Linked DNA regions of Homo sapiens: region 2 is linked to region 1. The links are chromatin loops, found by intact Hi-C in ENCODE. Cell type or tissue: Caco-2. All regions are shown on one strand. Links, peaks and the distances in the headings refer to the core of each region. The heading gives the core; the rest is flanking DNA.

Region 1 (4,399 bases), core at 320-4,319:
AGAATCGCATCTTATTATACTGTGTCGCTAAATCAGACAAAATAAAAGCCTAACAATATATTACTGCTTAAGAACTTCAGGTATCCTCCTGATTAGGAATCTTAGTCAAGTCGTAAGAGAAAGTTGATTCAAATGGGAATATAGTTTCATTGCCTCTTGTAGGAAGCCTTAGGCATAACATTGCAAAATGCTATTCAGAGGAACTGGAAGAATAAATAAACATGTTTTGTTGCTTCAGGTTTAGGTAGTTAAAAGAAAGAAATGGTAAATACTTACACGGCTATGGTTATAAAGAGCATAAAACTTGACTTGAATATCAAGAGACCAGCATAGTGCACCCAAATATTAGTTGTGAAATGCATGGGACATAGAGAACCTCCATCTGCTCCTGAGAAGATCACCAAGGGCAACTCACCCGGAAGATCCCAGATGACTTTGATGTAGCCACTGTGAAGGCTGCCACGGCTCCTAAAATAAAATAAAATAAAATAAAATGAAATAAAATAAAATAAAAAATAAACTACATCTTGTTAATCCATGTACAGTAAAATAGCACACGGTTTTGTTAAAATCCACAGTTACAGAAGCACTGAAGCGTTTTCAGACTAAGGTAAAAAAAAAATGCTGACTTATTGTGAACTTTGAATGAAAAATTGCTTGATCCACCTCTGTGAACTGTACATATCATTTTCTCTTAAGGGTTGAAATAGACCAATTGAATTTAGGCTTTCGTAAATCATAGACTGGAGAGGACCCATGGAGAGGGCCATTTTTTTCTTTCCTCTTCCCTTTGCAGATGTTAAAACTCAGGCTTAGAAACCTGGTGTCAAATAAAAAGAATATATATGTGACTTAGATAGGAGAGGCTTTATTTAGAAGAAAGGCTATTGCAATAAAAAGAACTCTCTGATTGCAGAAATCTGCATGACTCAAGATCAAACAGAAAAAGGATTTACTTTTATAGGGTAAAGAGGGTACAAGCAGACATAAGCAGAATCTCTGCAGAGGAAGCTGGATTCACAGGGGGAAATGGTCAGTGGCGTTTGACAGGAAAGTATCCCACTGTGGTCAGCCAATTCCCGTTTGGAGCTGATAAGGGTGACACATTCCACATTTTTTTGTGTTTGCTCAGGGTTTGGAGTAAGCAACATTTAGGGGTCTGTAGGAAAGCCAGGAGCCTGACTAAAGTCTGGTCAAGACAAACAGAGGGTAAGAAATGGGAAACTGAATGCTTGGTCATTGGCTTGAGGTGCACAAGGTCTGCAGCCTAAAGTTTCCTAATGTGTGGTGCCTGCTCTTTTCCCCCCCGCCCTTTCTGTGAGCCTATTACCAATGCCCTAGGAAGGATGGCCTCTCTCTCTTTGCCCTTGTCTCTCTTTTCTCTTTCCTTTCTGTAACACCATTTAAAAATTTTCCTCAAGATCCCTGGCAGATGCCAAGCTTTTCTCTCTCTCTCTCTCTCTCTCTCTCTCTCTCTCTCTCTCTATATATATATATATATATATATATATATATATATATATATAGAGAGAGAGAGAGAGAGAGAGAGAGAGAGAGAGAGACAGAGAGAGAGAGACAGAGAGACAGAGAGAGAGAGAGAGATGGGATCTCGCTATATTGACCAGGCTGGTCTCGAACTCCTGGCCTCAAGCAATCCTCCCATCTTGGCCTCTCAAATATTAGGATTACAGGTGTGAGCCACTATGCCTGGCCTGGTCATTCCCTTCTTTATTTGTTCCTTCCTTCCTTCTTTTCTTCCTTCCTTCTTTCCTTCATTTGTTAAACCAGCAAGTACTTTTGAGGTTCTCTGTGGAACAACATAGTGGTAAATTTTGGGTCCTTGCTTTGAAAACAATGCAGCCTAGTGGGGAAATTAGATAAATAAATTTAAGTTAATAAATAAATAAATAAATACGGTATGATAAAGATTATAAAAGAGTTCTGTTGGGATGCTGAGGCGGGTGGATCACCTGAGGTCAAGAGTTCGAGACCAGCCTGACCAACATGGTGAAACCCCATCTCTACTAAAGATACAAAAATTAGGGGGGCTGAGGCAGGAGAATTGCTTGAACCCGGGAGGCGGAGGTTGTAGTGAGCCTAGATCACGCCATTGCACTCTAGCCTGGGCGACAAAGCGAGACTCATTATCTCCCTCAACCCCCACCCAAAAGCTCTGACCCTAATCCAAATCTGATCTAGTGGTTGTCAACCAGGGGTATTTTTGCCTTCTAGCAGACAGGTGGCAATATTTGAAGACAGTTTTGGTTGTCACAATGGGGTGCATCCTGGCACCTAGTGGCTTACGGGCATACAATGTTGCTGAACATCCTACAGAGCTCAGAACAGTGCCCTCGACAAAGAATTGCCCAGCCCAAGAGGCCAGCAGTGCAGAGGATGAAACAGCGATCCGATCCCTGACCTAATCAACCAAGTGTTAGGAATTTTCAGGGAGGGAAATGACAAGAATGTGAGCTCAACAATGGGCCCCGCCATGTTCAATAAACAGGTGGGTGTGGAACAACCTAACTTTAAAATAAACAGCTTCAAAGTCTCATTTGATGTGAAAGCTTTGTTTTGTCAGGAAAATACATGCAGATTGTTGGGCTAACTTCAAAGACAGCTCTGGGGCCTGCCCTTTGTACCCTGGAGTATTAATGCCTGTGTCAGCCCACCTCTCCCTCCTTGCACCACACTGCCTTTGGAAGAGTGTTTTAAAGCTCACAAAGTATATTCTGGGAGAGATGAGGAGTGCCTGGACAAGCATCTCAAACTCTCCAAACTACTGTAGCTTCTGAGCCAGGAGGAAGGTTTTGCCCAAGCGGAAGGCCCAGGATGGACCTTGAAGGGTGAACCCAGGCGTGGGAGCTGAAACCCTCAGTACCCCAGAGACCTTCCCAAGATTTCTCTTGGTTGCTCAGTCTTCTTGCCTTTTTCCTGTCAGACAACACAAATATCAGAAATTCATCTTTAGATAAGGAGGAAGGAGACACCAGCCAACTCAAGGGACAGCAATGATACTCAGGCTGGGAACCCTGATATTTATAAGATAGCTCCAAGAGCAGAAGCTTTCAAACTTCTTTGACCATAGCCTGAGAAAAATATATTTTATATATTAATTAGTACATATATATGTGTGTGAACAGAATTTTTGCAAAACAAAATGTACCCTTACAAGCTGATATGCTCCCTATTCTATACTAGACAAGTCTACTCCGATTTAAAAATGCTGGTCAGCAACCCACTATATTGAATTCAAGATCCACAATCTCTAAAGGGCCAGGTAGTGAATACTTACGGCTTATGAGCCACATATCCTGTTTTACAAGTCTTGTTGCATATTTTTTTTTCTACAATCCCTTAAAAAGGTAAAACTATTAGCTGCGGTCAACTTTGGCTTAGGTCAGTTTATGCATATCAGGTTTGAAGACCATTACCGTGAGTGTGCCCACCTTATGGTAATGTAGTCTGCAAACCACATTTTATTATTATTTTTTGACACAGGGTCTCACTGTCATCCAGGATGGAGTACAGTGGTGCGATCTTAGCTTTCTGCAGGCTTGACCTCCTGGGTTCAAGTGATTCTCTTGCCTCAGCCTCCTGAGTGGCTGGGACAACAGGCGAACGCCACCAAACCCGGCTAATTTTTTTACATTTTTTGTAGAGATGGGGTTTCATCATGTTGCCCAGGCTGGTCCACATGCCTCGGCCTCCCAAAGTGTTAGGATTACAGGCATGAGCCATCACACCTGGCCTTTCAAACCACATTTTAAAGACTAGAGTTATTGAAAGATTCCAGAAAGAAAAAAAGTTTTTTTTGTTATTTTTTTTCCCAAGAGTCTTGCTCTGTTGCCCAGGCTGGAGTGCAGTGGCAAGATCTCAGCTCACTGCAACCTCCACCTACCAGGTTCAAGTGATTCTTGTGCCTCCCGAGTAGTTGAGATTACAGGTGCATGCCAGCATGCCTGGCTAATTTTTGTATTTTTAGTAGAGATGGGGTTTCACCACATTGGCCAGGCTGGTCTTGAACTCCTGACCTCATGATCCACCCACCTCGGCTTCCCAAAGTGCTGGGATTACAGGTGTGAACCACCGTGCCCAGCCTGTTTGTTTTACGAGACAAAGTCTCACTCTGTCACTCAGGCGGGAGTGCAGTGGCACAATCATAGCTCACCGAAGCCTAGAACTCCTGGGCTCAAGTGACCCTCCTGGCCTCAGCTTCCCCAGTTGCTAGGACTACAGGCACACACCACCATGCCCAGCTAATTAAAACAAATTTTTTTTTTTTATAGAGACAGGGTCTCACTATGTTGGCTGGGCTGGTCTTAAACTCCTGGCCTCCCCACCTCAGCCTCCCAAAGCTCTGGGATTACAGGCATGAGCCACCTTGCCTGCCTGAAAA
Region 2 (4,399 bases), core at 227-4,226, 70 kb before region 1:
CTTGATGGATTTAACAGTAGATTTGAGATGACAAAGAGTCTGGGGCCTTGAAGATAGATCAACAGAAATTATCCATGAAAGGAAAAAGATTTAAAAGAAAACAAAAAGCCTGAGTCAGCCATGAAATAATACCAAAAGATCTCATTTATATGTAATTAAGTTCTAGGAAGAAAAAAGAGTGGGATGACAGAAGAAAAAATATTTGATGAAATAATGGCTAAAAATTTGCCCTCCTGAAAACTATAGATATGAGTCCAAAAAGGTTCGGAATCCCAAAAAGAAGAAAAATCTATTTGGCAAAACTATGGAGACAGTAAAAGGATCAGTGGTTGCCAGGAGTTACCTGGGGGAAAAGGGTGAATCGAGGGCACAGGTTATTTTCTAGTCTTTTGATACAAGAAATTGTACAGTGGAAAAGTATTATAAACATAGAGTATCATGCAACAAAAATGATGGACAAATTCCTATGCAATTAAGACTTAAGGCCATAAAGTATAGCACTACTAAGTCCTTGAGAGTGTAATTTTTGTCCGATAGTACATGCAGAAAAGACAAGAACTTGGATTAATCTAGGGTTGGAGTTTTGCTGGGCATGTGCAAGAAAAGGATAGTGGAGGATATTGGAAAGGAAATGATTGTCCTAGGAATGAAAGATGAATGAGGAAAGAATAAAGAACTAAAGGGATGCATTGAGCCAAAAATAGAGGGTTCAAATGGATAGGAGCTCTTCTAATGGTATGGAAGAACAGATGAATATCTGAATGGAAGGACTTAAAAGGATAAAAGTTATCTGGGGAAGTATGTTTGGACTTGAAATTTTAATGTAATTCTAAGTGATGACAAGTTTAAGATCTGACCTTGATGATTAAGTAGCTAAAATTCAGTGGGGGTGTGGTCTGTTAAGGATATTAAGGAAGTACGGTTAGGGTGCCTGATGGATTTTACGTGAAGATATAGGGGATCTACTGCTCATCAGCCTCAATGATGGTGGTGGAGTTGGGAGGTGATAATCACCATTGAATTGGAGGATTACCAGAGGTTAATAGATGACAGAAGAGAGAGAAGGTAGAAATTTTATATGAGGAATAAAATCTGGCAGGGGCAATGGGGAAAGGAACACCCATCCTGGATAAATGCAGTGTGAGGACATGATCAGTTTCCACTGGAGAAGACAGTAGGGTCAGATTCCACTTGAACCCTGCGGAGGGTTGGGGGTGGAGGGCAGTGTGAAGGTGGAGTATAGGCTCCATGGAATATAGGCTGGGAGCATCCCTGAAGTCCTGAGCATGTAATGGACTTGAGCCTGGAAAGCAGATTCTAGAGGTCAGCAATAAAGGTTTAACAAAAGAGAAGTGGTGCAAGGTTAGGTCTGGGAGGGAGCACTTGGAACAGTAAGGAGACAAGAATATTACAGGTGGAATAACTTGAGAAGTTTTCATCCAGTAATGTGAGGTATGGTTGAAACTGGCCACATTTCCCAAAAAATGAGTCCCAGCAGGGAGGGGCAGGAGAGGATGGGACCTTTCCTCTAAGACCAAATTGATTGCATTTCCAAAGGAGGCCTAGTTTGCATGCAGAGCACCCATAGATTTTGGTGAGAGGGACTCTTGCCATGGGTCCTGAGTTTTAAGGGGCTTAATTCTGATCCTCTTCTTCCATTCATGTGCCCATATTGGGGAAGGAATCCATGAAATGACCCCCTCCCTGGCTTGTCTTTCTTGTAGACCATGCCCCAGGCAACGAGGAACCCAGGGATCTCAGCTCTAACAGCCCCAAGCCCACTTCCAGGTGTTTGTAGCTCATCTAGATCCAAAGCATAGCCTAGTAGCTGCTGCTTGCCAGGAGGTAGGGGCTGATACGTGGCCAGAGCCTTCTTTTCCTTTTGGGAAAATTTATGATAAAATATGGAATACCCAGTTTACTTTGAATTTCAGAAAAACAATAAACAGAAGTATGTTCCATACAGTATTTTGGACATGCTTATACCAAAAATTTCTTTATTGTTTATTTGAAATTCGAATTTAACTGGGCATCCTGCATTTTTATTTGCTAAATCTAACAACTCTACTTCCTCTTGTTTTTCACAGGAAATAAAAAGAACACATAAACTAACATGAGAATGTATTTATATAAACAACTTTTAGGCTGTGTCAATTATGGCTGCACTACCATATAGTGAGAAGTCATGTTTATATGTCAGGGGTAGGATAATTGGTAGTTGCTCTTTCAAATGTAGATTTTTGTGCCCAGTGGTGAATTCTGCTCCCACATGTTACCAAGGACTCTACTTGCATGGGTTCCAGCACACACGGACTGGGCTCTTGGCCGCTTCTCCCCAGGACCCTCAGTACACATAGGTAAGAATGCTCTGTTCTTTCAGCTTGTCCCCCACCCCCTTTCAGGCTTCCAGCTTTACATTTATTTATTCACTCAACAAATATTTGCTGAAGATATACCGTGTATCTATATTGTACCACAGGCTAGGATAAACAACAGTGAAGACAAAAAGCAAGACCCCTACCTTTATGGAACTTAGTCCTAGTGAGGGAGAGGTTTTCCATCCGCTATTATCTTCACCGTACCCTTTAGTTTAGCACACGAGTTAGTTTCTCTTGGCTTTGATTTTGGCCTCCATCTAGCCATGTTGTCCTTGGTTTAGTGCATTCTCAACAACTCTTGGGGTGACTCTCGTCTCACTCTGACAAGGCCCTGAAATGAATGTCCCTGTTCATCCTAGTGAGCAGCCCCTGTCTTACCTGGTCTGGCCTCACTTGGGAGCCAGGACCTGGAGAGTATATATGCAGAAACACCCAATCATTGGGAGTAATTCAGAATTATCTATAGGGTTAAATATAAAAATCCATTTGAGGTGGTAGAGAAAAAAGTACCATTTTAAAACTTTGAAATCATTTCTGCTAAGACTCCAAGATAGCTCAATATCTCAAAGATTGAAAGCTATACTGGAAGAAGATGTTCCATCTTAAAAATGAAATAGTTTACGTTCCTGATGAGCTATTATAATAAATACGCATAACATTTGTCTTGGCATCTTGAGAAAAGAGTGTTATTGAAATTGACTCGACAAAGATTTGTGATCAAATTATAAGAAGACTCATTAATCAAGTATTGATGGCTGCTAAACATCTAATTGCTTATCACTGGAAAAGTTATGTGGACAGTCTACAAAGAGCTTAATAGATAACTCAATATCATGGCTGTTGAGAAATTGCTTATTCTTCTGTATTGAAATCTAAATATATTTGTCACTTTTTTTTTTTTTTTACTATCTGTCTCATTTTTTATTTGTAAAGATTTTAGCACATCTTCTTTTTGAGACGGAGTCTTGCTCTGTCACCTAGGCTGGAGTGCAGTGGCACAATCTCAGCTCACTGCATCCTCCACCTCCCGGGTTCAAGCAATTCTCCTGCCTCAGCCTCCCGAGTAGCTGGGATTACAAGTGTGTACCACCATGCCCGGCTAATTTTTGTATATTTAGTAGAGACAGGGTTTCACTATGTTGGCCTGGCTGGTCTCGAACTCCTGACTTCAAGTGATCCGCCCACCTTAGCCTCCCAAAATGCTGGGATTACAGGCATGAGCCGCTGTGCCTGGCCTGAGATTTTAGCACTTCTTATGTCTTTTTTATAATAACTGTGAATGGAGCCCAATTTCCTAAATACCAATTTATAAATTATCCAAATTGTAAGACAAGGATGTTATGCTTATATATTAGTTTTAAGCCTGTATTTGAAACTTGGGTTAATATAATGTGTAATATATTCCTTTTTATACCTTTGTATGGAGTAACTTTTACCACTTAACAATAAAAAGACAACCAAACTAAAAAAAAAAAAAAAAATGAACAAAGGATATGAATAGACATTTCCTGAAAAAGATATACAAATGGCCAAGAAGCCCTTGAGGAAATGTTCAACATCATGAGTCATTAGTGAAGTACAAATCAAAAATGAGATACCACTTCACACCAACTGGGATGGCTGTCATCAAAAAGATGGACAACAACAAGTGTTAACAAGGATGTGGAGAAATTGGACTCCTCATACATTGCTGTTGAGGATGCAAAATGATGCAGCAGCTTTAGAGAATGGCTGGCAGCTCCTCAAAAAGTTAAATACAGAGTTGCCATATGACCCAGCAATTCCACTGTTAGGTATATACCCAAGAGGAATAAAAACATATGTTGATACAGAAACTTGTATGTACAAGTGTTCATTTATAGGAGCCAAAAAGTGGGAACAACCCAAATGTACATCCACTGATAAATGGTGTAGCCATACGATGGAATATCATTCAGCCTATAACTGATGCTGCATCATGGATGAACCTTGAAAACAAGTGAATGAAGCCAAATGCAAATGGCCACATATTTATGTTTCCA

Evidence for each region. Peaks named below come from ENCODE experiments on the same cell type or tissue, not always from the same donor. Only the 100,000 strongest peaks of a DNase experiment are listed, where the experiment ranks them.
Region 2: a loop joins it to region 1, with 5 times the contacts of the local background. A loop is called at or near these places in 1 of 110 quality-filtered maps.

Annotation. Positions count from the first base shown.
Region 1 is chr2:227,641,808-227,646,206 of GRCh38, forward strand. No RefSeq gene overlaps it. Among named protein-coding and RNA genes, the nearest start is that of SCYGR5, 23 kb to the right of the region's middle. In Caco-2, for the core only: no CTCF peak of the experiment used is centred there; a DNase peak (open chromatin) is centred at 2,544.
Region 2 is chr2:227,572,335-227,576,733 of GRCh38, forward strand. No RefSeq gene overlaps it. Among named protein-coding and RNA genes, the nearest start is that of SCYGR2, 24 kb to the right of the region's middle. In Caco-2, for the core only: no CTCF peak of the experiment used is centred there; no DNase peak of the experiment used is centred there.